Linked DNA regions of Mus musculus: all the other regions are linked to region 4. Evidence: chromatin loops called from intact Hi-C (ENCODE). Cell type or tissue: heart. All regions are shown on one strand. Links, peaks and the distances in the headings refer to the core of each region. The heading gives the core; the rest is flanking DNA.

Region 1 (6,242 bases), core at 349-5,348, 620 kb after region 4:
ATGGTTATGGTTCTTCTGGGGAATGTGTGTAAGCAAGGAGGTGTACTCAACTGATGCCTACTTTTCATACTGAAAAGGCATGATAATTGGGACACATTATTGCTTTTTGCCCCTGAGACTAGCACTATTCAATTGGTCAATAATTTTTGTTGTTTAGATTTCATATCTGATCTGAGTGAAACCTTGGAACCACCCCCCCTCCATGGACAAATTCTAGTAAGGGTAAGAATGATCTCCAGAAAAAAAAAAAAAAAAATGACAAGGTGAATTGGGTTTCCCTGGCTTGAAGGTTCACAACACAGGTTGTACGCCTAGGACCCCAACCCATTCACTGTCATAGAGAGACACTGAGGGTCTGAGAACTGGGAAGCCAGAGGCATGGTGAGATGGCTTAGAGGGAACCACACAAGCCTAGAAACCTAAGTTTGATCCTAAAACCCATGTAAAGGGGGAAGGAGAGAACTGATTCTACACAGTTGTCCTTTGACCTCTGGACTTGTACTGTGCCCTCCCATGCATCATGTTCATATATACACACTAAAATAATTTTAAAATGTTAAGTATTAAAAGTAGGTGGTCCATGCCTTTAATCCCAACACTCAGGAGGCAGAGGCAAGTAGGTCTCTAAGTTTGAGGCCATTCTGGTCTAAATTGTGAGTTCCAGGACAGCCAGGACTACCACAGAGAGACCCTGTCTTAAAACAAACAAATGAACAAACAAACAAACCAAATGAGGAGGAGGAGGAGGAAGAGAAGAAGAAAGGAAGGAAAGAAAGAAGGAAGGAAGGGAAAGAGAGAGAAAGAAGAAAGAAAGAAGAAAGAAAGGGAGAGAGAAAGAAGGAAAGAGAGAAAGAAAAAAGAAAAAAGAAGAAAGAAAGAAAGAAAGAAAGAAAGAAAGAAAGAAAGAAAGAAAGAAAGAAAGAAAGAAAGAAAGGAAGGAAGGAAAAGAAAAGAGAAGAGGGGCCATGAGTAGAACTCATTCCACTTGGTACTCAATCTGTCTTGGTCCCTGCTATGATAATTCACAGGGACAAGTCTTCCTTCCTTTCCTGCTACCCAGTGGGTAATGCTCTTTCCATTGGAGTGTGCGTGCCTTCTACAGTCTCATGTCATGCTTCTTGTGTGGCCATCACTACTCTGCCTGGCCTTGGTCACCACTCAGTCAAACCTTTTTGATATAGGACAGATGAGATTTCAAATACTCCAAGTTTTTAGATTATAGAAAAAGTAAATGACAACCTGAGTGTTCAGCACCCTAAGAAAGGGCATGGCCTCCTGTGACCCCAACACTCAGAGCCACCTGTTCCAGGAGGGTCCCTGCAGATGACCATAGGGCATTGTTTTGAAATTGACGTCCTGGAAGATGCTTGGGTACTCTACTGACAGATGAAAAACAGAAGTTGAGAGTAGGGACAGGACTGCTCATGGTGGTACGTAGTTCCTCAAGACGCTTCATGCAGAGCACTCCGCTCTTGGAGCACCTCCCGTGGGAGTTCTTTCTCACCTTTCCTCAGTTTTGCTCTGTGAAAAAGACATTGACCTCTTGGAAGGCTGAGGTAGAAAGATTGTTGTGAGTTTGAGACCAGACTAGACTATATAGTGAGTTCTAAGCCAGCTTGAGCTACCGAGTAAAAGCATGTCTGAGAAAGCTAGGAGCCAGCAAGATGGCTCAGTGGCTAAGGGCACTTGCTACATTGCCTCGGGACCTGAATCTGATTCCAGGAAGTGTATGCTGAAAGTCGAGAGCCACCTCCCTTCACAGGCACATTAGCCACATTCCCCACCTCCATCAGCTAAATAAATGTTAGAAGAAGAATCAACTCAGGTAGGTCTACAGGCCCAGAGCTGCTTGGGAGGCTGAGGCAGAACGATGGCAAGTTCAAGGACAGTCCAAGGGAGGTCAAGCTCAAAGCTACTGAGTTAGCTCAAGGTCAGCCTGAGCAACTGACATCCTTCTTAAACCAGGGATAAGGGGGTTGAAGAAACAGAGAGCTGGAGATGCTGATCAGTGGATGTGCTTGCTGTTAAGTATGTTTGAGGCTGGAGGTCCAACACCCATTAGTGAGGGAAGAAAAGAAACTTGATTCAGTCCCTCTGCTATTCATTCACCGTGTCCCTAGCATGGACTGACCACCATGTCCTCAAGGGCAGGTCCTTTAATGGAACACAACAGAGGACCAGGTACAGTTTTGTCCCCAGAAGTCTCTACTGACTGTAGGGACAGGATGAAGACATAAGGGATGTGAAGATGGGAGCAGGACAATGACAGGATAGCAAAGGATTTTGGTTCCAGGGTATGAACCTCCATGTCTCAGACTGAATGATCTGTCATTTCCCAAAAGCAGAGCCTGGGCTGTAAAGTATATCCAGGGAGCAGAGAATGGAGCCAGAGGAAGGCAGAAATGCAAGAACAAGTTTCTGTGTCTGAGTGAGCAGAGCTCACACAAACAAGACCTTCTAGGGAATTCATCTAGAAATTGTATCCTAAGTGCCCATGCGGAGAACAAACGAAAGAAGCTCTAGGCTCCTGTCTCTGATTGGTTGAGGGTTGCCCCGTGGAAAATGCTGCAGAGGGTGAAGCTGATGAATCTAGTTATAGCCCTGGTGGTTAGATCCAGGACTGAAATCTGCTGAGATAGAACATGAGGTCAGGGACAGAAATCTTGCAATTCCTCTTCCTCGGGACTTAAAGAAAACTCTCCAAGCCACGTAAGAGATGAACTTTCCAGATACGTAGGAATGTGATGGGACCATGGAGCAAAGACACCAAAGGAAGAGAGACAGACTCAGCTAGGCAGAGGTCCTGCTGCCAATAGGAATTCCTGGAGCAGTGGTACAGGCCGCCCCCTGGTGGACGACCTAGGCCTAAAGATTCTTACCAGGCAGTATTTGATTTAGGTGTGGGCAAAAGGAAGAAACTTATTTTCTGATTATAAAGATTGCAAAGCTGGAGATATATATTTGAAGAGAACTATAGTATTGGAAAAAGAAACAAAGTGTGCACGTGTGCACACATACAAATGAGAGAGAGAGAGAGAGAGAGAGAGAGAGAGAGAGAGAGAGAGAGAGAATTAATGGAGAACACAAGCAAAACAGCTAAACCAGACGATGTGTGCCTGTGATCCCATCAGTCTGCAGGCTGAGGCTGGAAGAACACAAGTTCAGGTCTTGGGTACGTATTGAGTTAAGAGGCAGCCCGGGATGAGTACACACACACCAACCCCCCCCCCCCCCCAGTGTTTGGGTAGCTTGTATGCCTTATCATTAATAACACTGATCATTTCACCTAGCAGGCTGGAAGTTGGGTCACTTGACCAATGAAATGTGGTGAAAGGGACCTAGGTATCTCTTTAGCAGAAGCTTTTAGAGGTAGCAAGTGTCGGTGTCTATCATTCCTTCAGTCTCAGAACTGCTGGTCCCAGTGAAGGCTAAGCACTTAGTCTGTTGTAGTTATAAGGTATTGGAAAGAAATCTTTCCTGTTTGTTTTTCAACACAGTATTTCTTTGTGTAGTCCTGGAACTCACTCTATAGACAAGTAGACAAGGCTGCCTTTGAATTCACAGAAGTTCTCCTGCCTCCTAAATGTTGGGATTAAAGACACACACACCCGCACCAAAAAAACAAAAAACAAAAAACAAAAAAACCTTTTTAAAGTTAAAAAAATTAAATATGGGCTGGAGAGATGGCTCAGCGGTTAGGAGCCCTGACTGCTCTTCCAGAGGTCTTGAGTTCAATTCCCAGCAACCACATGGTGGCTCACAACCATCTGTAATGGAATTGAATGCCCTTTTCTGGTGTGTCTGAAAACAGCTACAATGTTTAGCATATAGCTAAAGTATATATAAGATAAATAAGTAATTCTTTGAAAAATTAATTATGCTTGTATGTATGTCTTTATATAGAATATAACCTTGTGAGTACAGGTGCCTATGGAAGCCAGAAGGATTGCTAGATCCCTGGAATGTGAGAAGTTCCAGGTGATACTGAACCTCCTAACCTTAGTTCTGGGAACCAAATTCTGATGTTCCACAGGATCAGCAACCTCTCTTACCCATTGAACCATCTCTCCAGCCTAAGAAATGAATGTGTACTGTTGTAAAGCTTTGGGAATTGGGCTTACATGTTACTGCACCTAAACCTAGTTCTTATCCTGAAGAACTAATGTTGTTAGAAGAACAACTTTACTTTGCTTACTATGGCCTTCCTGAAATCTTCAGAGAAGACTCAGGGTGAAGGCTTTCCCAAAAATAATCTTTTTTTTTTTTTTTTTTTTTTTTTTTTGGTTTTTCGAGACAGGGTTTCTCTGTGCAGCCCTGGCTGTCCTGGAACTCACTCTGTAGTCCAGGCTGGCCTCGAACTCAGAAATCCGCCTGCCTCTGCCTCCCAAGTGCTGGGATTAAAGGCATGCGCCACCACGCCCGGCTCCCAAAAATAATCTTGATTTATATTCCAAGTATAATCTGGGAGACTTTGGATAATTCATTCCCTTCCATGTGATTTGGTCATCACGAGTGTCAAATTCCTGCGGTAAGCTATAACTTCTGTAAAGAATTTTGCTCTGGAGCTGAGGATAAAATCCAGTGGTACCTTTACCTGCATTTCGTCATTATAAATAAGGGGAACACCCCTCCCTCTCTTTTTTCTCCCTTCTCTTTCTGCCACCACCGCCCCCCACCCCCAATAAACCTCTCACCCATGGAACTGTTTTGGTCTAGTGTGCTGTGTTCAGACATAAGCCGCTGTTTTAATACATCGTTTTGGCGCTGAAACCCAGGAATCAGCAGTAGCATCAACAGCTGCTATGGCACACACCACAGCAGGGGCCGCACAAGCAGTGAGATCACGGCCATGTGGACCATCACCTCTAACTCCTCTGCCTTTATTAAAGAGTTTCAATATATCACTCAATCTTACAGCTTGACTTTCCACGATGTACATATGATACTTACTGATAACTTACTTCCCGAGGAATGCAGGCGAGTTTGGGAGCAAGCAAGAACACGTGCAGACGAAATTCATCAAACAGAGCGGATGGGATCGGAGACAGTTCTAAAAGGCTGCCTTTCTAAGACCAGGACCCTCAATGGGACTATAACTCCACATGTGGTATTTTAGCCAGAGACAGGTTTATTACATGCCTTTTGGCAGGTCTTAGAAAGGCAGCCTTTTAAAAAAAGATTTTATTTATTTTATGTATACGAGTACACTGTAGCTGTCTTCAGACACACCAGAAGAAGTCCCAGTACAGATGGTTGTGAGCCACCATGTGGTTGCTGGGAGTTGAACTCAGAACCTCAGGAAGAGGAGTCAGTGCTCTTAACCGCTGAGCCATTTCTCCAATCCATGAAAGGCAGCCTTAAAGCCAGTAAATTTTGAAAAACTCCAAGAGGTTGTCCAGGACACGCAGGAAAATCCATCTCAATTTTTGGAATGCCTCACAAAGACTTTATTACAGCATACCAATATGGACCCTGAAAACCCAGAAGGTAAGCTACTTCTGATGACCTATTTCTCTTCCCAGAGCTACCCCGGCATAAGAGCTAAACTTAAAAAGCTAGAAAGGGGACCCCTAACTCCACAGGCAGAAGTTTTAGTGCTGGCCTTCAAAGTATACCATAAAAGAGATGAGAAAGTTTGCAAACAACAATACCATATGCTGGCACAGGCTATCCAACGAGCCCCAGTCACTGCCCTTGACTCCTGGTTTTCTAAGACCCAGAGACCACCAGGTACCTGCTACAAATGTGGTCAACAAGATCATTGAGCAAAAGCCTGCACTAACTTCCGCAAGCCAAGGGGGCCATGCCCTAGGTGCCATCAAGAGAGACATTGGGCTGTCGATTGCCCTCATGTTACACAGAACAGAGGGACATCACCCCCAAACAATCCTCTAACTGGTCTCCTAGGCTTGGCTATGGCCGACTGACAAGGCCTGAGCTCCCCTGACCCGACCACTGCCATCACTAGCAGGGAGCCCCAGGTAGATATTGTGGTGTGTGGGCAGCCCATCTCCTTCCTCTAAGACACTAGGGCCACTTACTCAGTCCTGACAGAGTTTTGGGGACCCACTTCTCGCTTTTCTGTTGTCAGGGTAGGAGGACAGTCTTACTTCCCTCACCAGACCCCATCACTTAGTTGTATTTTAAGGGGTGTACCTCTCACCCATTCTTTTTTTGGTAGTGCCAACATGTCCTGTCCTTCATTGGGAAGGGATCTTTTAGCTGAGTGGGGAGCCTCTATT
Region 2 (6,242 bases), core at 501-5,500, 520 kb after region 4:
GGTGCTTCCTCCCTCAAGCACTCTACAGTGTGAGGATATGTAAACGACAACTGTTAGAAAGCTGGTGTCCAGGTGTGGGCACCTCAATCCCAGGATTCCAAGTCTCCTGCACCAGGAGAAACACGGATGGATCTGTTATCTAAGCCGCCTCTATTCACTCTATTTGACAGAAACATGTATCTCAGGTACCTAAGTAATTTGCCATGGAGATGAAGCAGAGCCCTGTGATGTAGGCATCGTACCCCGCCTCATGAAGCTGCTCAGAAGCTGTGTCGTAGCTTGGAAAGCCTTCTGCACTTTCTAAAGAGGAAACAAAGGAACGATCAATTTCTCCCAGAGCACTGCAGAATATGAAGCATGATGTCTGGCCAAATCCATACTGCATGCAGTCTTGTGTATTGTATGTGGCCTGAAGACACAAAGAAATCTGTCTTATTGCTCAGTTCTATTCTTAGAATATGAGATAACAAAATCCCTAAAAATGGGAATTGCAGTTCAGACAAAAAAAAAAAAAAAAAGGCCTCAGTTTCCTTACCAAGATTCAGCTGTAGGCCTCCACAGCCACACCGACTGGAGCCATTTGCAATCTTATGTTTCCCATCCTGTGACAAGTCCTCCTTGCTACTCTTACCATACATGTAGGACAAAGCAGAGACTAAGCAGAACTTCAAGCTGGGCACGGTGGCCACACCTAAAATTGATGTACGTGGGAAGCTGAGGCAAAGAACCACAGCAAGTTTGAGACCAGCTTAGGCTAAATAGTGAGTTCTAGTCCAACCTCGGCTACAAAGTAAGACTCTGTAGGCAAAGTAAATAACAAACCAGAGGCGCTGAGAGGTCATGCGATGACCGTCAATCCCTCCCTCCGTCACTCACACAAATGTGACCCTTGGACAAAGCACTGCACCCCTCAGCCCCCCAGTTGTCTAAAAATGAGATGATAATCCACCTCCCCTCGTAAGGCTTTGGGGGAGGGCAGCAAATGGCAGGGTCCTGGAACATGCCACATGCTCATGACCATCCTCCACCAGTGTCCCAAATAGTCCCAGAAAACAACAAGTCCAGCCAGATGCAGCAGGCCCCCGGCTGGTGCAAACCTAGCAATTTATACAGACCAAATAGATCAGAGCTTGCTGTAATGCTGCCCTTAGTCCATGGGGCCACTGTACTACAAAACCATTCATAAGTTGGTTCTTAGTCACACATACAAGTGCTGAATGAATGTGAGAATAATCTGCTTTTCAGTAAGTTCTGTGCCAAAGAAATATGAAAATAATAGGACAGAATACAGCTCTTACTCATAAGTAATTATTTCCTAAAATCAAGTGGGAAATGAGTGTTTTTTAACACTGTCGAGCCAGGTATGGTGGTGCACACCTTTAATCCCAGCCCTCGGGAGGCAGAGGCAGGCAGATTTCTGAGTTCGAGGCCAGCCTTGTCTACAAAGTGAGTTCCAGGACAGCCAGGGCTATACAGAGGAACCCTGTCTCAAAAAGCACCCCCCGCCCCCCCAAAAAAGGCCAGTGTCTCGTCAGAAGCAAGAGCGGAAACTAGTGATGGAATGGCTGGAATCATTTATGCTTTTTTATGTAAGAATTCTTTAATTTCCTTACATACCAAATATTGGGCTTGACACTTGCTAAGAAAGAAAGCCTTTTAACAATGTAGTGCTTAAGTAAGACCCTAGACACCACCTGCTGAAGATCATTATTCCCCAGATCAATTATCCCATTACACAGTTACACACAGGGTATTGGTTTCCCTCCCTCTACCCAGTTCACATCGTAATTGGATTCTTGGACTATTACCCAGAAGGGAAGCAATGCTACCCTACTACCTGCATCACCAACTTCTGGACCATTAGTGCTGTGATCAGTGTCTTTGACCACAGCCCATAGAATGCTAACTGCAGGTCAGCAACTCAATGTGGGTAACAGGACGGAGGACACAGTGCCTCAACACAGGCTTTCCTCAGTGACATTGTTTAGCTCAGAGGACACAGGTATGCTCTCATCTAGGCAGCACGCCTAGTTCTTAGGTTTTCTGAGACCCAAAATGTATTTTCATTGCATCTCCAATGATCAGTCACTGACATACTGTCTATCTTCAAATAATGCACCAGATAAAAGGATACATCAAATTTTGGAAGAATTCTAAGCATTAGGAAATAAAAGCCTTAAAACTTTAATTGCCAAACATCACAGTAAATGGCTACCATAAAACTCTTAACATGATGTGGATATAGCTGGACATGGAACTAGAATACCATCATTATTCAGAAAGCAGCCATCTACCAAGGGCCTAGAAGTTAACCCAGCCAAAGTCCACAAATAACACATTACCATTTCCAAGACATTTCATATAACGTATTTGCATTTCCAAAGTTGAATATAACATATTAACATAGTAATTTCCAAAGTTTGATGGTTTTCGTGTTCAATATTCTTACCAACTTTGGGAGGGTCAAAAGGTGTCTCTTTCAACCGCTTTTCCAACTCTGCAAGGGATGTGTTGTTAATGATATCCTGCAAAGCAGTAAGCGGAGAATTAGGACATGTCATCTCAGCAAGAGACTAAGGAGAGCCAATTTAGGGTATCCACGTGGGAAATGCACGCCATACTGCCCTCTTGTGTCTCTTAAAAGAACAGAAGCCATTAGAACACATTTGTGAAAGGAACAAGTTCAAGGGTCACTACTCAAAGGTGATGAATGGAAAGACTTACAGGGTAAAACCTATAAACTCAGGCAGTGCTGGTGCTCACTTGTAATCCCAGCTACCTGGGAGGCTGAGGCAGCAGGAGGAGGAGTTTAAAGCCAACCTCATTACAAAAGCAAAATTTTGGGGATAAAACTGGCAGAGGGAAAAAAACTTCCATGTTGTTTGCTGAGGGGTTGGGGATGTCAGTACTTTGACAGGCACTGCAAAAAGGCTACAGGCAGTTCCATTGCTGGTAGAGACACAGAACTAGAAAGCACTGTCTTAACGTATTGTTCAGGAGGCTTCAGAAAGTCCTTGACAAGAATGTAAATAATTAACTAATTATCCTTATTAGAATATATGTCCAAATATGCAAAATAAGCAGGCAGGCAGAAAAAGGACAAACTGTCTGCAGGTATAAGCTATTGAATAACATACATGACAAGCTGCGCAGTGGTTGAGCACATCTTTAATTCCAGCACTTGGGAGGCAGACGCAGGTGGATCTCTGAATTCAAGGCCAGTCTGGTCTACAATGCAAATTCCAGGACAGCCAAGGCAGTTATACAGAGAAACCCTGTGTGTGTGTGTGTGTGTGTTGCAGGGTGGTGGTGGTGGGAAAAATAAAGATAACTTCACATTTTTATATTATTTCTGTTCTTTTCAAAATTCTCTCTTCTTCCTTTCTAATTTTTTAACGTGTCTGAAATCGCATTTAACTAGATCAGAATTCCAAAGCTATTTGTGGTCATACAAAAAATTTCAAAGAAAGCTGGACATGATGGCATACACTTGCACCAACCACATGGGAGGCAAAGGCAGGAGGGATCAGAAGTTCAAGGTTACTTCTATCAGCTACAGGGTGAGTTCAAGGCCTGCCTAGCATACCAAGAGTCTGTCTCAAACAAACAGAAATCTCAAATTATATCGTATGAGTGATAGTTCAGATTTAAATAATACCTTAAAAGGCTGTGTGCTGGCCATCAACTTAGTATCCAAGAGTCTGGAAACAAAATACATTTTAATAAGGTAAATAAAATATATATCAATATTGAAAATGTACTTTGTTAAAATATAAAATACTTAAAATGTTTCATAAATAAAACATATTCTTCACATATTAAATACTTTCATAAAACACATAGAAGTGGACAGATGAAACAAACACACTGGTCAGTGTGAACCGAGCGGCAATGTGGTTGATGAGCTGAGGACAGAGTCCCATCCTCTGGCTTCCTTCACTCACTGAAGTGTTGCATGCAGTCCATACTAAGCCAAAGGGACAGGTTCCGTACCTGTACCTGGAGGGAGGAGGCTAGCATCTATCTTGAAAGTGAGGCAGGCACTGCACATTTTACTGTTCTGTGGATCCACCCTTCCAGACTGCCACTGCCCACTGCCACCATCTGGTTTGCAGTCTGAACTCTTATGGAAGCCAAAGTCTGCATTGGGAAGTTTCCTGCTACCATTTCTTACAGTGGCAGCTAAGCTCCAGTGTCAACATGACTGGATTTGAAATCAACCATGAGCACACCTCTGTGTCAGTCTTTGAGGAAGTTTTCAGAGGCTTAACTGAGGAAGGAAGACCCACCTAGAACGCTGGCAGCACTACCACTGAGTGGGTAAAATAGCAGAGAAAGGCAGGTAAATCCTTTCTCTGCTTCCTGATCAGTTCTTGTGAGAAGTGCTCAACTCCAAAACCCCCACCCTTCCTTTCCCATCAAGACAGACTGTACCCTCACACCGATGCCAGCTGATTTTGTCAGGTAGTGCATCACAGCTATGAGAAAAGGAGACCACTTAACTACTCTACTACAGGGACCAGAAATACCAGGGAACAGAGTGACCATGGACAAATTCTCATAAATATAAACACTGTGGCCATAGTAGCAATAGCTATCCTAACTTGCCCTCCTTCAAAAGACATATTGTCTTACTGTTCAAGCTCCATGCATTTTACTTGCGGTTCCTCAGACATGTATGCATGGTGTAGTCAAACTAGCATGCAGTGCAATGCTGACTGTGGAAAACACTAATAGTGTTTAATCAAAGATAGAAGATGTGTGGGGCCAGAGAGCCATGGGATCAAAAAAGCAGGCCTGGAGCAAGAATGGGGACAATCGGCAGGAGTAGGATTGTTCTGTTCAGGCTCTAGGCCTGCAGGTCCTGGTGCACGTTGTCTTGTACCCTGACCCTTGCCTCCTCAGAGGAGCTCATGTAGGCAATGATCAGGTTAAACTTCCTCTCCCCTCATAAGGTCAAGTACAGCGCACCTAGAATTCTTCCTCATGCAAATGAGGCAACCTCAGCACTCCGGCCCCAGCCAATAATGTATACTTGCCACCATACCCCACAAAGGTTTAAATAGCCTCTGTTTCCCCTAATAAACGGAGCCAGTTCTCTGAAGCTGCTCCCAGGTGCATGTGTTCTTTACCCTGCACTCAGCACTAACCAAGATCCTATCTGTGCATCCCTGTCTTCCCTCCAGTATAGCTGAGTGCTCAATGAGCCTGGCTACCCAGAGTGGGAGAAGCAGACACAGAATGGGGACAGCCTCTATCTAGTTCTTAACTGAGGAAACAGCACTGTCAGCTGAGACACATCAACAATTAAATTGGTACATCCCACATGTGTGAATGGCCAGAACTATGACAGGACCCTTCACCAGTCCTTCAGACAGCTGAAGCAGGAGAGAAAAAGGGAGCTGTCACCTACTTTCCACTTTCACTCTGTTAGAATCCGATCTTTAAAGGCATGATCAAACTACCTGTAATTTAAACAGTCAACTATGGCAACGCTGGGGATGTCCCATCCATTAACTCGCCTCCCAGCTTGTCCACTTGACTAACTGCGCTGCATACGCCTCACTCAGTGTCTTAAACGTCAGGGCTCTTGAACAAGGCTTACCTGGGGAAGACACATATTGCCATCTCCTTAAACTCATTCAGGTCCTGAAAAGCAAGAAGATGACCTGTTACTGTTTTCCTAGCAGACCACAGTACTGCCAAAAACACAAGAGAGCATCTCCAGTTCTCAACTACTTCCTCAAATATTAACGCCTCACATGGGCCTCAAGCTAAATGGTAAGATCCACATGTAATTAAGAAATATCTCTTAGGAGCTAAAGAGATAACTCTGAAGTAAACAGTGTTGTTGCTCTTGCAGATGACCCAGGTTAGATTCCCAGCACCCACATGGTAGCTCGAAACCACCCATATCTAGTTCCAGGCCCCAAATGCCCTACTCTGACCTCCTGATCAATGAGAGCCACATGGGAAGAGAGAAGCGACTCCCACAGTTGTGCTTTGACCTCCACAGGCTCACCTTGGCAACACACAAAACACAAAGACAATACACAAAATTAAAAGTTTTAATGTAATGAAAATTAAATAATGAATTTAGGAATATCTCCCAGTTCTCACTCCCTGAGAACTATGTGGCCTGGATAAGTAATATCATAACCAAAAGAGTCTATGGCTGAACTAATGAGAAAGTGGTTCCATCACATGTAAAGTACTGCTGACCTAAATGACTGCACCCCAGG
Region 3 (6,242 bases), core at 894-5,893, 410 kb after region 4:
CTTCATGTGGGTGTGATCTGTGGAGGTGTGCACATGCTGTGTGCATGCACGTGGGTGTATGAAAATGATGTATGTTTGTGCATATGTTTGAGTGGGTGCAGGTCACATTCACAGCCCACATGTGAAGGGCAGAGAACAACCTTGGGTCTTAGTCCTGGTCTTCCACTGTGTTTGAAACAGGGTCTATTACTTGTTCTGCACATCAAGTCGGCAAGCCTGTAGTGGCTTCTGAGGAGTCAGTCTGCTGTCCCCATCTTGCAGCAGGAGCACTTGCATCCCAGATAGATGCCACCATGCCTGTCCTTATATGGGGTCTGGGGATCCCAACTAGGTTCTCAGGCTGCACAGTGGCAGCTTTGCCCACTGAGGCATCCCCCAGCCTTCTCACTTTTAATTGATGCATGATCATTGCTCACACTGAATCACTCAAGGTGATTCTTTGTGTGTTTGTGTGTGTGTGTACACGTGTACATATGATTGTGGAGGTCAGAGGGTAGTCTTGTGCAGTATCCTTAGGAAAACTCTGCAGCTCCTTTAAGACCCTCCTTAAAGGGTCTCCCTTGGGTTTGGAGCTCACTCATTATAGGTAGGCTGGCTGGTCAGAGAGCTCCAAGGATCCTGCTGCCACTGTCTCCCCTGGGCTGGACTTACAGGCACAGGCTCAGCCTGGCATTTCTCATACGGTTTCTGGGATTGAACACAGGTCTTGGTGCTTGTGAGGTACCCTTTTTTACCCTTCCAGCATGACATTTTAATAGCTGTAGATAGTGTATAATGAGTAGATCAGGTACCCGACAAACAGGTCACCTCAGCAGTAGCCACTGCTCTGTACGGAGCCCTCAGAAACCACTTGCTCACCATTTTAGGCTGTAGTTGCCATAGTCTGCCCCTGTATGAACACTGGAACTGACTCGGCTCCCTCTGCAGCTTTCCTGTATCTGTGAGCCATCTTTCTCCATACTTCCACCTTACACGTTCTTCTCCAGGTGGCTTGGACTGCAGAACAAAGCCCCCCCGCCGGGATGATTGCTTGCGGACAGTGTTCACAGGGACTCGGCGGCTGAGGTCAGGTAGGGATGACAGGGTTGTTCAGCAACCCCTAGAGAATTTCCAGATCTGGCTCCATGGTGATGCTATGAAGTTGATCAGCATCTCCATCTGGGACCTGACTCTCTCCCTGCTCAGGGTCTGGGCTCCTGAAAGAGAATGGCTTTGTATAGAGAAGAGCCCTTTGAGCCCCTCAGAGTCCAGAATGAGTATGCCCTCAGGATTACACCTGCTCTTGTGGTTTTTTTCTACAGTACTGTCACACCTTACTGACCTGCTGTTTAAGAGGAGGGTTCTCAGGCAGGCTTCATCTTGTCTTTGATAACATCTGAGTCACAGTCACTTCTGTCTTGCTACATCCCTTTTGCTGTACACTGGGCCTTATTTTCATTGTCATCTCACCTTTATAGAAGCAAAAGGAAATGAACAGAAAGCAGAGCTGATGCTCCACTGTGTCATAGCAGCTGGTGGATTGTGAGACTCGGGATGTCCAGGCAGTGATCTCAAATCTTTTTGCCCCATGTCTCTTTTAATGGCTTTGGTTCTGATAGAGAAGCCATGACTCTGCATAGACACTCCAGTTTTTCTTAAAATGCTTCTCTGGGCACTGAGGAGATGCCCCAGGAAGTAAAGCATTTGCCATTCGAGCATGAGGACCTAAGCTTGATCCCCCAAGCCCATGCAAAAATCAGGGTGTGACCCCAACACTGGGTGTGACAGAAGGATCTCAGAAGCTCCTTGGCCAGCCTACCCAACCTGGTGAGCACCAGGTCTCAGTAGGAGACCCTGTCTCAGAAACAATCAAACGAAAACCAAAAATCTGTAGGTAGCACCCAAGGAAATTTACACCCAAGGTTGACCACGTGCGTATGGTCATGTGCACACACACACACACACACACACGCACACGCACACAAACACAAACACACACATTGCATACAAGCAAATGCTTATCTTTCTCCTTCTTCTTTGTGGTACAGAGCAGAATGAAGCAGAGGGAGAGAAGCTCTTTCCTGCAGAGGAACGTTTGCTTCCAGAATTGAGCTGTTTCTCGGCACACTGGTCTATTTTTGCAGTAGAGCTGGCTGCCCCATGCCAAGGTTTCTCACCGCAAATAGAAGTTCTGGAAGGGCCTGCTAGTTTCCTCCAGCCTTCAGACACCTCTTCACATTTCATCTGGTTTATCCTCCCCATTCCCAAAAGGAAATATTTGGAGTATTTTCTGTTCCAGATAGGAGGCTCTCCCCAGGGCGCCCGGCTGGGCAGGAGCCTCATTTCACCCTCAGCCCTGGCCTCTGGTACAGCTTTCACTATCCGGGGAAGCTAAGCTTAGCTCCAGTGTGCCAGTCTAGATCCTAAACTGTAGTCCCAACCATGAGTAAAATAGAGTCCCAGAACCCCCTCCCGTGCCCCTGGTCCCTTCCAATCCCTGGCCCTTCTAAATGGCTGAGGCCCACCTGTCATTGAAACCAGGAGTTGGAAGTTCTTTACACAAGGATCATAGGCAAGATGACATTCAACTGAGACACTTTACAAAGAGATGCCTGAAGTCTGAATGTTCTAGAAACTATCCCTTATAGTTGAATCAAAACAGATGGAGTAAAAAAACAACAAACCTGTTGGTTCTCTGGTTGACCAGGGGGATTGCCAACCTCACAAAGACGTCAAGGGGCCAAAACTTCCTTTAGTTTGTCAGGGAGAAAGCTAGTTCTGGAGGTACTCAGAGTGAGCTTTAGAAGGTTCCAGAACAACAACAAATGCAGCAATCCGAAAAGTTCTCCCATCGCCTAAGTAACTCGGTGTCTTCCAGACTTCTTGTCAGACAGCGACTGAGTGATGCTGTAAACTGCTGTTAGCTTTCCTTTCTCCTTTTGGGGACGGTAGTAATAATGACAATACAGCTCCTGTCACATCAATGAGGCTCTCAGTGTGAGTGACAAGAGCGTCTTAGAGTTGGACTCCTGTACGTGAAAGACTCATTTTCCACGTGGCCCAGCTTGTTCAAACCTAAGGCACTGTCCATTTCAGAGTGCAGACTCCTGATGTCAACAAGACTTAGACACAGATTTGACCCTGAACAACTGTGGGACTTTCAGGGACTTCCAAGCTCTTGTGGGCACCAGAATCCCCAGGAGGCTGTGTCTGCAGACTGCTGGGCTGCATCCCTGGAGCTGTGAGTCAGTCGACCTGGAGTGGGGCCCAAGAATGTGCCTTTCTGAGTAGTTCTCAGGTGACACTGATGTGTCGGGATCTGGGCCACACCCTAAGAATAAGCAGCTTCAAAGACGCTGGCCCTGCCTCTGCCTCAGTGGTGGAGGTCTTAGTGAATCGTGTTATCATTCTGCTCTGTCCTGCCTTCTCCACGATTGTCCTTAACATCTTTAACTGATTTGAGGCGTGGGGTGCTGTGGGAATTGTGGAGAAATGTGTGTATGCTTGTATGAGTGTGGAAGCCAGAGATCGCTGTCAGGTGTCTTCATCAAGCGTCTCTTGCTGAACTCGACTCACCAATTGCCTAGACTTACAAGCCGGCCAGCGAGGATTGCCTGGGTCTACTTCCTCGGCTCTTGGATTACCGGCTTCTCTGTGGATGCTGGGGATTGAACTCGGATCCTATTGCTTGTGTGGCAAGTACTTTACATCTGAGCCATTTCCCCAGCCCCTTGTTTATTTGTTTTTGACACAGAGTCCCACCATATAACCCAGGGTGCTGCTGATCCTCCTGCCTCCTCCCTCCAATGCAGAGATAACAAGCGTGTGCTGACACATTTGGCTGACTTTAATTATATATGCTTATCAGAACAGTGTGATGAGTTTTTCTACGAATGTATACAGTGTTGGCCTTCATCAGAGTTGGGTAGGGAGCATAAGCATTCATCATTTCCTTGTGTTAGGAGCCTTTGAACTCACTTCTAGCCTGGGCTACATAACAAGACCCTTCTCAATATATAAATACAAAACCTGTTAGGTCCTAAAGAAACTCAGGACAAATGGCTAACCATGGTGCCTAATTAATATGCTGACGTGCATGGTGGCTGCAGGCTCACTCAGTACCTGCGGTTCCTCTCTGCCTCTCTCACCTCATTCCCTACTCTAAACCTATCCAGCTCAGGGGCTTCGCTTCCCCTGTGTCTAAGTTAGGGTTTTACTGCTGTGAACAGACACCATGACCAAGACAATTCTTATAAAGGACAGCATTTAATCGGGGCTGGTTTACAGGTTCAGAGGTTCAGTCCAGTATCATCAAGACAGGAGCATGGCAGCATCCAGTCAGGCATGGCACAGGAGAAGCTGAGAGTTCTACATCTTTATCTGAAGATTGCTAGCAAAATACTGGCTTCCAGGCAGCTAGGCTGAGGGTCTTAAAGCCCACACCCACTCCAATAGGGCCACACCTAATCCAACAGGGCCACACCTTCTAATAGTGCCACTCCCTGGGCTGAACATATACAAACCATCACACCCAGCTTCTCTTTCCCAGATAACTGCCATTTTGGCTTGCATTCTTTTGTTTTTTGTTTGTTTTTGTTTTTTGAGACAGGGTTTCTCTGTATAGCCCTGGCTGTCCTGGAGCTCACTTTGTAAACCAGGCTGGCCTCGAACTCAGAAATCCGCCTGCCTCTGCCTCCCGAGTGCTGGGATCAAAGGCGTGCGCCACCACGCCCGGCTTGGCTTGCATTCTTGTGGTCCCTCTCTCTTCTCTTTCCCTACTCCTCTCCTCCCCTGGACCAGTTCAGTCTACGGTCATCTCCAGTCTACTATTTTCTCTCCTTGCTCTGGACGCCTGGCTGTGCTTTTCCTCATATCTACAATAAAAGCCTTCCCCTCACCCACACCTAGGAGTGGATGTGTCTCATTTTCACTCACCTGGAGCTTGGAATGCAGGAGAAGCATATATGAGTTCCCTCTCAAGGGGCTCGGACTCTCTTAACCAAACTGAGCTGCAGATATGACTCTCTTAAGGTGTATGCGGATCATTTGTTTCGCCGGCTTCTGCCTCCCACCGTCTTTGACTCCAAACTTCACCTCTTTCTTCAGGTGCTGCTTCCCTCTGTCTCCTCTAACCATTTGTCCCTCCTGGCCCACTTGGTGTCACTCTGGCTCCTGGAGCCTTCTGAGCCTCCTGTGGTGCCCATCACTTGGGCATCTCTCTATTAATGCTCTCACCCTACTGGGCCCCCGCCACATGGAAAGTGATGCCTCTGCTCTGTCCATTTTGGGACATTTATCTCTGATAAGTCTCTTAGCTTGGCATTGCCACAGGTTGAAATTCTTGTCACCTGGACCCTTGCCCCCCTCTCTAGCCCTTTTTCCCTTTCCACATGTTCTCAGCTCCTTCCTGGAGTTTTCTTGCCTCCTGATAGGAGTTGCCTGCAAAATCTCAAAACTTCCTTTTGTCCTCCTGGGCCTCTGTCAGGCGAAGTTCCTATCTGCAACTCTGTCCTTCTGTCTCTCAGTTCCTTCCCGAAAGTCCCACTGCTTCCTGTGTTGCCTGGGCCTTATATGATCCTTCCTTCCTTCCTTCCTTCCTTCCTTCCTTCCTTCCTCCCCCTTTCACTCTCTCTCTCTCTCTCTCTCTCTCTCTCTCTCTCTCCCTTCTCAGACTCAGAGATTTTATTAAAGCCTCACTCTTACTGCAAACACCTTGTTTTTCTTTTCTTTTCTTTTCTTTTCTTTTCTTTTCTTTTCTTTTGATTAAAGATTTATTTACTTTATGTATGTGAGTACACTGTAGCTGTCTTCAGACACACCAGAAGAGGGTGTTGGATCCCATTACAGATAGTTGTGAGCCACCATGTGGGTGCTGAGAATTGAACTCAGGACCTCTGGAAGAACAACAGTCGGTGCTCTTAACCTCTGAGCCATTTCTCCAGCCCCACATTCGATTTTCAAATTGTCTCCTATGGCAATAACTTTTACCATTGCACAAATAAACCCCCAAATCACTCACACCTACACTTTCTATGCTTGCAAGTCTCTTATCACTAAGGGGTTTCTACTTTTCATTCTTAAAAATCTTTTATCTCTACTCTTTCTTTGCTATTTGCTCTCAAAAAAAACCAAAAAAACAAAAACAAAAACAAAAAAACTCTTAACAATATGCTATAAACTATCTCAGGATTTGTAAGTTTACTGAGTATAGTTAAAAAGCTGTAAATTCTGTAATAAAAGGCTAGATTAAAACTTGTAATAAA
Region 4 (6,192 bases), core at 1,193-6,192:
TGCCATGCCAGCGAGCCTGTCTAACTGCGCCAAGGTAAAATTAGCATTGGTTCCGTATTTACGAACCGACTCGGCAATTTCCTTAATCTGTACGTATTCTACCGGAGCGTGGACACGCCCACCCTCGGCTCCTTCAAAGACTGGAAATGCCTGTTGTATTTTCTTTTGTTCCTCTCGGGGAATGAATGAGTCTGCGCACTGCCTCTCTGCGCACTGCCTCTCTGCGCACTGCCTCTCTGCGCATCTCTCTGCGCACTGCCTCTCTGCGCATCTCTCTGCGCACTGCCTCTCTGCGCATCTCTCTGCGCATTGCCTCTCTGCGCATTGCTGACGCACTACGCAGGGCGGGGGCTCCGCATAGGGCGGACCTTGAAACCGACTGCCGGGAGGTTGAACAGTACGCTGACTTTCGCCAGCCGCTTTTGGCTTTTTTCTTGACCAATTAGCTGGCTGGTAATGGGCTGCTTCTTCCTCCCAGTCTGTTTCCTCAGAGGAGGATTCTTCACTTGCTTCAGAGCTACTAAGAGCTGGCTTCCTGAGCTCATCTAGTGACGAGTATCTCCTAGAGACCTCCGCTAATCGATCTTTCTTCTTTTCCCTTTTTCCTCTTTTTCTTCTAATCTCTCTCCAGGTATTCCTACCTAACCTTAACTTTTCCTCGGGTTCAAGACCCTTGGAAAGGCCTGTATACTTATTTTGTGTACCATACTTCCTCTTTGTTCCTACTCTTTCTTCCCGCTTTACTTCTGATAGCTTGTCCTGAATTTCCTCTAGAATTTTCAGCCCTATCTTAATCACTTGATAACATGTGAAAAAGAACAAAAGGGCTCCTAACACCAGAAAAAATTCAAGGCCAAACATACTCACTGGTACTCTCGTTCCCCAGCTGAAAAGTTCTGAATTCATACAGTTGAATCCTTCTTAACAGTCTGCTTTACGGGAACCTTTATCACCGTCGTTCCCCAGCTGATGAGTTCTGAATTCGGCAGTTGAATCCTTCTCAACAGTCTGTGTTACGGGAACCTTTATAAACGTGATCCGCAGTTCTGGTTCCGGAATGAGGGATCTTCCCTGCGCCAGTCCGGAGTTTTTTCTCGTCTCGGGTTTTCGGCACCAATTGTTATTCGACGCGTTCTCACGACCGGCCAGGAAGAACACAACACCCAGAATCTTCTACGGCAAAGCTTTATTGCTTACATCTTATGGGGCCAGAGTGTAAGAAGCAAGAGAGAGAGAAAACGAAACCCCTTTCCTCTTTAAAGAGAACAACAATTGCCTCGGACGCATCACTCCCTGATTGGCTGCAGCCCATGGCCGAGCTGACGTTCACGGGAAAAACAGAGTACAAGTAGTCGTAAATACCCTTGGCTCATGCGCAGATTATTTGTTTACCAACTTAGAACACAGGATGTCAGCGCCATCTTGTGACGGCGAATGTGGGGGCGGCTTCCCACACTTTCTTCAGTATATATTAGATATCGGTCCCTTTCCACATTCATATTCAGACTTTAATAGCTCTCTGATAGTCTGCTTACTAGGGGTGCATGAAAATTTTTCAAGTACTCTCGTGATTGGACAATTAGGAATGTTCAAGAAATAACCAGAGTTCACATAATTAGAGGATCAACAGACTTCTTCATACACTAGCTCTTTAGAAGAACACAGGGCAAGGATTTGCCTGCTTTGCTCCCTGATAAGACCTAGCACTACTACAGAACCTGACACATTGTATGCTCAATTAACATTCATTGGAAGAGGGAATACTCCATGTGAATTTACACGTCTCTATGGCTACTGTGTGCACATGCGTGCATTTACCCATATGTTCATGTATATGTACTGTGTACCCATACATGTGGAGACCAGAGGTCCACTTTGAGTGTCAGTTCTCAGGCACTGTCCACATTGGTTGTTTTTTTCCAATTACATGCATTTATTTACAAAAGGTGTGAGCCATAGCACACTGTGGAAGTCAGAGAACAGCTTTCGGGAGTTGATTCTCTCCTTCCAGCATGTTAATTCCTGAGATCAAACTCAGGTCAGCAGGCTTAGATGCCAAACATCTCTACCAGCTAAGCCATCATGACAGCTACCTTGTGTTCGAGATATGCTCTCTCACTGGCCCGGTCAGCAAGCCCCAGGGAGTGTCACTGTCTCCCAGGAACAAAGCTGCAGTCTCCAGTGCAATCTCTCGCCTGGATTCTAGGGACCACACACAGGTACCCAGGCTTTCACAGTAAGCGCTTCCTCCGCTGAGCTACACCCCTGTCACTCTGTATACGCCTGAATTTTCAATAAACCTTGACCTTCTAAAATAACCTCTCCCTCGAACGGTCCTATCTGCAGTTTTATTCATTTGCTTGCTTGTTTGTTTGTTTGGATAAGCGGAGAACTTCATCTTCAAAGTTCAGTGTGGTCAAAATAAGAAAAGCGTGTACATCCCTTTCCCATTATTGCTGCAACAAAGCACCATAAACACAGAGGTTTAAAATAACAAAAATGCAACGTCCCCCAACAGTGGGTTGTTGGGGGTGGCTGGGATACGTCTTGGCTTCCCAAGGGAGAACGCAGGAGTTCCTCAGCTCCTCAACGCTCTGTTCCTGGCACTTTCTACCTCATTCTGACCTTAGTTTCTCCTTCACAGTCCCCTTTGAAGCTAAGTCCCCTGCCTCTCCTTTGCCCCTAAGCACATCTTTATGATTATATTGGGCATACCTGGATAAGTCAATATCATTTCTCCATCTCAAGAGTTTAGCTCAATGACATCTGTGAAGTCTCCTTTGCCATGAAAAATAATAGGTTCTGGGAATTCAATCTTTGGGTTGCATTATTCTGCCTGCCACAACCTGGGAGGAATCACCCACACACCCACACACCCACCTCTGAATGTGTGCTGAGTAACTACTTACTGTACCCTGAACCAACGCTAAGAAACATACCATCCAGCTCTGTGGCCTTGCCTGATTATATAACCGGCTTGTTGAACTGCAGGCATTATCTCCTGGCTCCCAGACATGCTGCGCGGAAAGCGTCTGCAGGCATCTCTGTCCACTTCAGGAAGATGCAGAAATTATTAGATGCTCTTTTAACTGTGACTAGACAGAAGGAAAACGCTGGAAGAAGCAGAGGAGAGAGAGAAAACAAATCCACTTGCAGCGGCTGATGTGAAGGGAGATTGGTAAACGGGAAGGCAATGTAATGAAGGTCGAGCAAACTCAAATAAATGTGTCCTTTTTCTCCCACTAATCGTCCATTCGAGAAACGTACCTTGAGGGTTTGAGTGAACTTCTGTATGAACTAAGCTAGTGAAATGCTATGTTGCGTGCTGGTGGGAGGAGTGGGAGCCAACTAAACGTTCTCCAGTAACTAGACAAGTATATGCCTCCACATTACAGAAAACCCAGCCACATAAAGGACAGAGATTTAGGGAAAATTTGTGACGGAACTCAGGATCTACCACTAAGTTACATCCTAACACCCTTTATATTTGTGCTGGAGGTCTCCATCTCTAGCTCAGGCTGGCCTTGAATTTACTTCAACAAGTGAGATAGCCTGTCCCACCTGGAGAAACCAAAAATCTGGTTTCGAATCTTGGTTGTTTATTATTTCATATAATTAAGCAGGCAAGCAGCCGCACAAACTGAGCAGCGGCAGAGGGTAGGGGGCACGCAAAAGTATGTTGTTAACCATGGTTATTCCTGAGTAATGGAACAATCCTATTTTGCCTTCATTTGTATTTCGTATGGGCTGAAAATAAAGGGGAATGGAGAATTCTGAGAGAGAATGCCTCCTAGATTGCTTACCTGGAGGTTTTTTTAGGTAGTTACAAACACGACCCAAGATGTCCCTCTAGTGGAAGGAACGCGGCTGCAACTGGCACCTGATGGAGGCTTTGTAAAATAACTTACTGAGTTCAAGACCTTTGCAAACAAGAGACTGAAACTCATAAGGTATTGTGCTTATTAAAAATTTTCAAGGCGGGGAGGGGGAGGAATACTTGCAAAAGTAGAGACAAAACCCTCACACTAGGAAAACGATGTCGATTCTGGATGCACTTGGAATACTGACAGCAACATTCTGAACTGTCGGTATTGGAGGATTACGCGGATTAGACTTCTCTGTTTGCATTTTGTTAGTTTATGCCTAGGTCTAGAGAGCCAAAGGATGGGGAACCTAAACACACGCGCGCGCACGCGCGCTAACGCTTTCTGCGCCTCTCGGCTGAGTTCGGGTAGACCTGCCCTGGGCTCGGGCACATTCCGGCCACACTTGTCCCCGCCTCGATTCCTTTTCGGCTACAATCGGTTGGCTCTCTTGAACTCGGCTCCCTTCGGCTACATCCGGCCTCTCTCAGTCGGCCATTGCAGTTACATCTGTTCTGCGCTCCTTCGGCCCTGGCGTCTCTCCCTGCGTTCGGCCAGCGTTCGGCTGGACTCGGCTCTTTCCGTCAGCGTGCGGCCGCGGTCCCGGAAGGGCGCCCATGGAGCCAGGCCTGTCGGGCGAACGGCGGAGTATGGCGCCGCTGTTGGAGTACGAGAGGCAGCAGGTGCTGGAACTGCTCGACAGCGACGGGCTGGTGGTGTGTGCCCGCGGACTCGGCACCGACCGGCTCCTCTACCATTTCCTGCGGCTTCACTGCCACCCGGCCTGCCTGGTGCTGGTGCTCAACACGCAGCCGGCCGAGGAGGTGCGACTGCGGGATGGGTAGACCCAAGGGTTTGGGGGACATCCGATGCGAGATCGGCGCGGTAGGAACGCGGAGCTGTACGGTTGCAGGGACTCCGAGCCCATGCAGATCTTAAACAGGGCACGAAAGGGAATGAATTAAGATCCCAGGGGGGAGATGCGGGGCACCTACACAGTTCCAAGTCGCTGCGAAGGAGGGAAGGGAACCCCAGGGAAATTGAAGTGGCTGCCACGACAAGGGAGGGCATTGAGTGAGGGTCCTGGAAGGAGATCCTGGACTCTGACACTGCGGGATGACTGCCAAGTATAGAATGCATCCCAAGAAAGTCTTGGGTTCCTCTATTGACATGGGAGAGCATTGAATACAGGGCCCAGACACAGTTTGAGGACACTGAGAATACGGGTCCCACACACTCCTTAACACTGAAAAGGAGAGGGGCGAGTAGGCTACACATTGAGGTAGAGTAGTGGATTGAATTGCACTGCAAAGGAGAGACGGTATCAGAATCTGGGTAGGAATAGTGTTTGAGTTTGAAGTTGGATATAAGGGTGTTTGGAGGACAGAGTGTGGTCCCTAAAAGGACAATGACGAGGATGATAGGGTCTCTGAGAGTTATTACTTTCTAGTAGAAAAGGAGACCTTGAGACTTAACAAAAGAAGAGGGATTAGGGAAATGGGGGTGGGGGTGCAGAAGTTAAAGCTAAGGGAGCGATCAATCTGGGTTACAGAGAACAGGTGATCCTGAGGACAGTGGAATGAGACATGCCTTGCTGCGGATGTTGAGAGATGTGGACATAGCCTAGCATGATGAATCTGATGATCCCCTAGGTGTAGTGGCCAGGAAGAAAATGTCAGCTGAGAAGAGTCACTAACAACTCCTTTAAAGGCTGAGGCCCTGTTGGATTCCCCAGGAATCTACAGTGCTTGGCATGGTACTTTGTGCAATGTAAGATGCCCAGAAAAGTGGCATTAGACTGAGAGACTAATGGGCCATTGGACCTATGGACATTCTGGCATCTCTCTAGGAAGTATCAATACTGATCTAACAGTCTAAAGTGTTGTCTGCAGAGAGGAATCCCTTGTCTCAAAACCCGACTTTGGCTGGAAGTAGTTTCTAGGTAGTAGAAAACTTTTTTTAAAGATTTTTTTTAATAATTTATTTATTTATTATATGTAAGTACATTGTAGCTGTCTTCAGACATTCCAGAAGAGGGAGTCAGATCTCATTATGGATGGTTGTGAGCCACCATGTGGTTGCTGGGATTTGAACTCAGGATCTTCGGAAGAGTAGAAAACTTTTAACCCAAAGTTTTAAAAGGTTCTGTGGCTTGGTGTTGAAATGGAAATAATGACTGGAGCACAATTATTTCTTAATATAAACTCCAAAGCACAACTTAACCTTACAAAACAAAACCTTAATTAAAGTGACCTGATTGACTGATGGGTATAAAAGAATAACTTAGTTTGCATGTTTGCTGTGATGTTCATAAGCTCTGAGAATGGAG
Region 5 (6,242 bases), core at 611-5,610, 420 kb after region 4:
GGTTTCACACTACACTCTCATGACTCTCGTGGGAGACCTGGCAATGGATAAGGGAGAGGAGGGGGTGTCTCCCCTTTGCACCACCAGCCAGCAGACAAGAGGCAGGGCTGCTTCTCCTGTGCTCCTGCCCTCAGGCCTGCTCACTCCACATCCAAGGCCAGCTCTACTATGCTGCCCAGGTAAGGTGCAAGGGCTACTTTTCCTGAGTGCTGGAGCAGGTGAGGGGTGGAACCAGCTCTTCTTGTAGGTGGCAAGGGACGAGGTGGGGCAGGGCATCTCTCCCTCGCCCACACTGCTTCTGAGCAGACAAGTTATGGGGTCAGCTCTCTCATGCTCACACCCTCAGGCTGATTCACCTGTGTCCCTGCCATCAGGTTCAACTCTACTGTGCTGGCCAGGGGAGGTGCAGGGACAGCCCTCTTGTCTGCCATAGGTGACAGGGGATAAAGGGGTGGGCAGCTCTCCTTCACCCATGTCACTGCACAGCAGACAAGTGGCTGGGCTAGCTCTCCCATGGTCACACCCTCAGGGGCTGCCTTGTCCACACCCCAACCACCAGGGTCAGCTCTACTCTGCTGCACAGGAGAGGTGCAGGACCTGTTCTCCTGAGCACTGCAGTCTGTGAGCAGCAGGGATAGCTCTACTTTCTCATGACCCCAGGGCCAGGACTCCAGTGCTGGTATGAGTCAGGAGGAGGTAAGGTAGATCTCCCTCACCTACATCCCTGCAAGAGAGATGAGTGGTAGGGCCAGCTCTCCCAGGCTCTTATCCTTGGGGCCAGCACACTGGAAACTCTGACAGTGTGTAGGGCTTGCTCTCCTGAGCACTGCAGCTAGCTAGGAGCAGGGCTAACTCTCCCATGATGCCCACATGAGGGGTGGGGCCAGTTCTGCACAGACCTCAGACATCCACATGTTGGGTTGCAGCTCAGATCAGGGATGTCCGCCTGGCCTTTGGTGGTAACAGATCCCTGCTGCTGCAGGGCCACAGCCCCACGGTTCCAGGTGGCATCACCAGCTACTCACATCAGGCTGCTCTTCACTACCCCCGATCTCCAGGTCTGCCTTTCTTCATGTGCCCACATCCTTCTGCTTCTCTTTCTCTTCCACTTCTCCATCACTTACTTGCTCCTCTGAATGGTGCACAGAATCTCTGAGTGTCTGGGGTCATCTCAGGAGTGGTTTCAAGAGTGCTGTGCTCCACTCATTCATTATGGTGCCAGGCAGGGGGTCATCTTGGGCATGGTGTGTGCCATTAGGCCTGCTTAGTGAGTCTAGTGGTTGTCTCGGCACACTCCTCACCAGGCCCACCCAAGTGACCCATGAAAGGGTCATCTACTCCCGCCCAGGGCCTGTGGTCCCAGGTGAGATTCTTAGTCCCTGGCTTGTTTCTGTGGTCTCGGGATTACTCAGGGTGTATAGGCTACCAGTCATTCAGATGTTCACAGGTCAGAACACTAAGCTTAGGCACAGCCTCTCTGCCCCCTACTGACACACATGTGACACAGCAGCCACACCTGCAATGCCTCTAAGGACAGGTACTATGTTACCTTTTAGCAGCAGCAAAAAGGCTCAATGCCAGGTCCTGAAGAAGCCCAGGACGAATGGCTACGGTGCCCACATAACATGCATAAGTGCATGCTGGTCACCCTGGGCTTCCTGTGCATGGGCACTGAGCAAGTCTTTACTTACATACCCAGGCTGGCTTGTGTGGCTGTGGCTGAGCTTGATCTAGGGTTCCCTTGGTTCTCATTAAAAAAAATCAACATGAGCCGGGCGTGGTGGTGCACGCCTTTAACCCCAGCACTTGGGAGGCAGAGGCAGGCGGATTTCTGAGTTCAAGGCCAGCCTGGTCTACAAAATGAGTTCCAGGACAGCCAGGGCTCTACAGAGAAACCCTGTCTCGAAAAAACAAAACAAACAAACAAACAAACAAACAAAATCAATATGAAGACTCCTCCCTCCCCCAACCCTTGCACGCATGTGTGTGTTTGGGGGGGGGGGTACAAGGGGACAGACAATCTTGGTGTTAGTTCTTGCTTTCTACCTTGTTGGAGTCAGGGTCTCTGAATGTTCACTCCCTTGTATGCTAGGTTAGATGGCATGAGCTTCCAGGGATTCTCCAGCCTTTGCCTCTCAGCTTACTGTTGCTGTTCGGGGTTGATACTATATCCAGCTGCAGGTGGGAATGGGGATTCAAACTTAGGTCCTCCCCACTGAGCCATCGCCCAGCCCAGTAGCCTCTGATTTTATCAAACACAGCTTAAAAGCCCCCCATCATTAACAAAGTACTCTTTCTTGTTGTTCCTTTCTTCTTTGACAAGAATTATCCTAAATAAAACATCCTTTTGAAAACCTTTAAATTTGTTGTTATTACTATTATTTAGTGTGTGTGTGTGTGTGTGTGTGTGTGTGCGCGTGCGCGCTCACGCCAAGGAGCACATGTGAAGGTCAGAGGGCAACTCTGTGGAGCTAGGTCTCGCTTCCACACTTTTATATGAGTTTCAGGGATCAAACTCAGGTGGTCAGAGCTGCCATTCATTCATTCATTCATTCATTCATTCATTCTTCTGTCCAGTTACTCATTTGTGTGAGGCAGTCTCACTGTGCGGCTATCTCAGCACCACACATGGCAAACATGTCCATTCAACAAAAACAAAACCCTGTGTAGCTGAAAGCACAGCACTCACCAGAGAGCCAGCATCAAGTGCTTCTCAAGTTCATGTGTCTAGCTTGATAGACACAGCCAAGCAGCTGATGGAAAGCTGAGCTCACGCTAGCAAACACCAGACAACTTGGAGGGGAAGTGACTCCCAGCTAGCAGGAACAGGAAACAGCTTTCTGCTATTTTATTCCCCATTCCCAACAAAATTATGACACACCAGGGCATTCTGCATTACTGTAAAAAAATGACTGAAGTAATGACATTAAAAAGTATTCCTTTGTATTTTATGTTTACTGGTGTTTTGCTTGCATGCATGTTTGCACACCATGTTCATACACTGCCCATAGAGGCCAGAAGAGGGCATCAGATCCCCTGGAATTAAAGACAGTGTGAGCTGCCATTTGGATGCTGGAAATTAAACAAACCTGGGTCCTCTGGAAGAATAGGCAGTGCTCTTAACCTCTGAGCCACCTCTCCAGCCCTCCATGGAATCTGTCATGAGATTGAAAACCCAAGTCATTCACAGATATTAAACTGTTTCAAAGTATCAGTGATTCCCAGGTTGGGACAGATGGCTCAGCCTGGCCTCTGTGTAGCCAAGTGTTACAGCCTGATCCCTCCCAAGATCAAGGTTAGTGCAAAGACATTGCAGGTGAGAAGGGCACGTGCAGGGCACCCAGACTTGGCCACTTAGCAATACGAACAGCAGCTTCTGAAATGCACACCCAGCACCCACACTGATTCCCCACTAAAGTACCAAAGCCTCTACTGATGGTGCTACAAGGACAAGACATCCCTATGGAGGAAGGGAGCAAGATCCAGCCTCACCAGACACTAAAGTTACCCTGAGGCGAATGGTACACTTAGACATGACTGCGCCCATGTCTCCAGAAGGAAATACTAAAGGGCAGTTTTACCACTTTAGAGTGTCTTAGGGTACAGGGTAAGAATCTATCCATCAAAATTAAAATAAGACCAAGGTAATGAATGGCCCAGTGGGTTCAGTACTCGGTGCACAAGAGTGAGGACCAGAGGCAGGTGTGGTGGCACATCTGTCTGTAATCCCAGTGTTGACAGGGCAAATCCTGGGGATCATTGGTCAGTCTGCTTAACCCAAATCATGAGCTCTAGGCTCAGTGACAGACCCTGTCTCAAATAAGACGATAGAGGAAGATTCTTGAAGTCAACCTCTGAGTTGAAGTCAACATGTACGTTTGCAAAGAGGAGCACACACCTTTTTTTTTTTTTTAAAGGGGAGCTGCAAGCCATACATTGGGATGAAACAACTGCAGAACATCTGATGAAGAAAAGATACTGTGAGTACGTACCTCACATTAGGCATCTGAGAAAAGGCTGACGTGGTCATTGCATGCAGTGCACCCCTACCCAGAGGCTAAGTCAAAGACCAATTCCAGGAAATGTTGGCAAATAAAGGAAGTCCTGGGACTTCCCAGGTTTTTTGTAATGACATAAATACACTGAGGAGATGGCTCAGGAGACAACACACTTGCCACAGAAGCTACAAGAATGTGAGTTTATATCTTTAGCACCCACACAAATGCTGGCTGGCATGTATGTGGTGGCCAGCCTGTAATACCAGAACTCAAGAGCTGGGGAAGAAAGCTGGGGCAAGCTGGCCAAACAGACTAACCAAACTGGTGAGTTCTGGGTTCAACAAGACACCCTGCCTCAGCGAATGAGTCGGGAGCAGTTGAGGAAACTACAGGACACTGATCTCTGGCCTCCCTTACCTGCTTGTAAGTGTACTTGCACTGAACACATACATGCCCACTCAGGCAAATGCATCCACACACGCACATATGCAACAAACAAACAAATGACACAGCCACATTGGAGAAAGACCTGACAGCTTCTTAGAAGACATGCACAACTAACCTGAGCCCTTCTTGGGCCATGCCTGACCCTTGCTACTTATTCCCCCAGTTAAAAATTTTGCTCTTTGAAAAGAAAAATCAATGACTTAAGCAAAAATATTTATACAAATTTTAGTTACAAAAGTCTGCAACTGGAAATAATGTACATGTTTATGGGTCATGAACAAACTGTTAGAATAGACATGCTCAGAAAGAAACAAGAGGCTAGGGTAGCTCAGTGGTGAGGTGCCTGCCTAACGTCACAGGGCCCTGCATTACATGCTGTAGTGGTTTGAATAGGTTTGGCCCAATAGGTTCATGTGTCTTTATGCTTGGTCCATAGAAAGTGGCACTATTAGGATATATGGCCTTGTTAAATAGTTGTGGCCTTGATGGAGGAAGTGTGTCACTATAGGACAGGCTTTGAGATCTCATATATAAAATAAGCTCAAGCTCTGCCCAGTGTGACAGTCTCCTCCTGGCTGCCTTCAGATCAAGATGTAGAACTCTCAGCTCCTCCAGCACCAAGTCTGCCTGGATGCTGCCATGTTTCCTGCCAGAATGAAAATGCACTGAACCTCTGAAATTATAAGTCAGCCCCAATTAAATGCTGTCCATTTTGAGAGTTGCCATAGTCATGGTATCTCTTCACAGCAATGAAACCCTAAGATACATGCATAGCACCTAAATGAATGGGTGAATAATAAAGAAATGCTGCATGCACAACATAGATAAAGCCCAACGACATTATGCTGAGAGAAACAAGACTCATCTCTCTTGTTTTTCAGCTCTAGGGATGGAACTCCGAACTCAAACATGTTATTCAAGCACTCTGCCATATAGCTACATCCTCACCCCAATCTTATACCATCTTGGGTATAGACTTTCTCATTCAGCTTTCATAAAATCCAAGAGATTAATCTGTGGAGAGAAACAAAACAAAACAAAACAGTCCTGGGTGCCGCTGAGGTTAGGAGTGGAACTGGGGTTGGCTGAGCGGGGCCAGAGGAACAAGTCTGGGGCAGTAGCATTGGTTACTGATTCAATGGTACCTTAAAGAGTATTTTACTCAAGGTATGATTCTCCCAGGTCCCTAGATATAGACAACTACTAACTGGCTAAGACCCAGAGTATGTAAGGGCAGGGTGTGTTGCTGTCCTTCTGAGGAGGAGAGCAGCATCTCTGGCCTGGTGATGCCTAACACTGCCACTGAGCCATGCCCATCACCTGACCAAGGGAACACCTAGATGGGCTCACCATAAGCCATGCTAATGAGAGGTAAAAATCAATGTTCTTCTAATGAGATATTGTATTTTTCCTCTCCAGATGCCCATGCCCACAGTACGGTCTGGCTGAGCCAGCCTGCCTTTCTGAGGCTCGAGGTAAAAAGGCCCAGCATTCCCTTTCCTGCGTCCGTGAGAAGCTGGCCAGAACCTAGCACTTTTACTGACCCTTCGGACCTCTTCCCTTTCCCGGCCTCCTCACCAAACGCTGCCTGTCAACTGGCCGTCAGACCTGATGCAGCTCAAATAGCACGTGTCGTCTCCTCCTCTTAGTCTCCTTTCGGGAGGCTGCTGCAACGGCCAGCCTGCCCTGGGATATTTTGAACCTAAAAGGGGAATCCCAATTTCTCCTCTACCATCCTCCCAAATTCCTGTATGTGAATGTTTACAACTGAGAAATTCATCAAAAACTAAGATGACT

Evidence for each region. A loop is a pair of places that touch in the nucleus more often than their neighbours do. Peaks named below come from ENCODE experiments on the same cell type or tissue, not always from the same donor. Only the 100,000 strongest peaks of a DNase experiment are listed, where the experiment ranks them.
Region 1: a loop joins it to region 4, with 5 times the contacts of the local background. A loop is called at or near these places in 13 of 42 quality-filtered maps.
Region 2: it touches region 4 in a loop (3.0-fold over the local background); 15 of 42 quality-filtered maps call a loop at or near these places.
Region 3: it touches region 4 in a loop (2.6-fold over the local background); 7 of 42 quality-filtered maps call a loop at or near these places.
Region 5: a loop joins it to region 4, with 2.5 times the contacts of the local background. A loop is called at or near these places in 7 of 42 quality-filtered maps.

Annotation. Positions count from the first base shown.
Region 1 is chr16:13,731,131-13,737,372 of GRCm38, forward strand. The region is part of intron 1 of Pla2g10os (phospholipase A2, group X, opposite strand); the gene reads left to right. Among named protein-coding and RNA genes, the nearest start is that of Pla2g10, 3.8 kb to the left of the region's middle. In heart, for the core only: a CTCF peak has its summit at 2,848 (motif pointing left); a DNase peak (open chromatin) is centred at 2,811.
Region 2 is chr16:13,625,925-13,632,166 of GRCm38, forward strand. It overlaps Parn (poly(A)-specific ribonuclease (deadenylation nuclease)), which reads right to left. Exons shown (of 24, transcript NM_028761.3): 14 at 5,606-5,649; 15 at 3,659-3,701; 16 at 2,450-2,525; 17 at 190-300. Among named protein-coding and RNA genes, the nearest start is that of Parn, 39 kb to the right of the region's middle. In heart, for the core only: a CTCF peak has its summit at 2,638 (motif pointing left); no DNase peak of the experiment used is centred there.
Region 3 is chr16:13,518,327-13,524,568 of GRCm38, forward strand. 2310015D24Rik (RIKEN cDNA 2310015D24 gene) reads right to left here and starts at 2,781. Exons shown (of 4, transcript NR_160674.1): 1 at 2,664-2,781; 2 at 1,322-1,449; 3 at 859-1,196. In heart, for the core only: no CTCF peak of the experiment used is centred there; DNase peaks (open chromatin) are centred at 2,312 and 3,255.
Region 4 is chr16:13,105,455-13,111,646 of GRCm38, forward strand. It overlaps Ercc4 (excision repair cross-complementing rodent repair deficiency, complementation group 4), which reads left to right and starts at 4,282. Exons shown (of 11, transcript NM_015769.2): 1 at 4,282-4,687. The coding sequence starts at 4,481. In heart, for the core only: CTCF peaks have their summits at 3,869 and 4,068; DNase peaks (open chromatin) are centred at 3,887 and 4,367; H3K4me3 peaks cover 1,988 bases; H3K27ac peaks cover 1,502 bases.
Region 5 is chr16:13,530,014-13,536,255 of GRCm38, forward strand. It overlaps the pseudogene Gm25276. Among named protein-coding and RNA genes, the nearest start is that of 2310015D24Rik, 12 kb to the left of the region's middle. In heart, for the core only: CTCF peaks have their summits at 1,490 (motif pointing left) and 3,018 (motif pointing right); no DNase peak of the experiment used is centred there.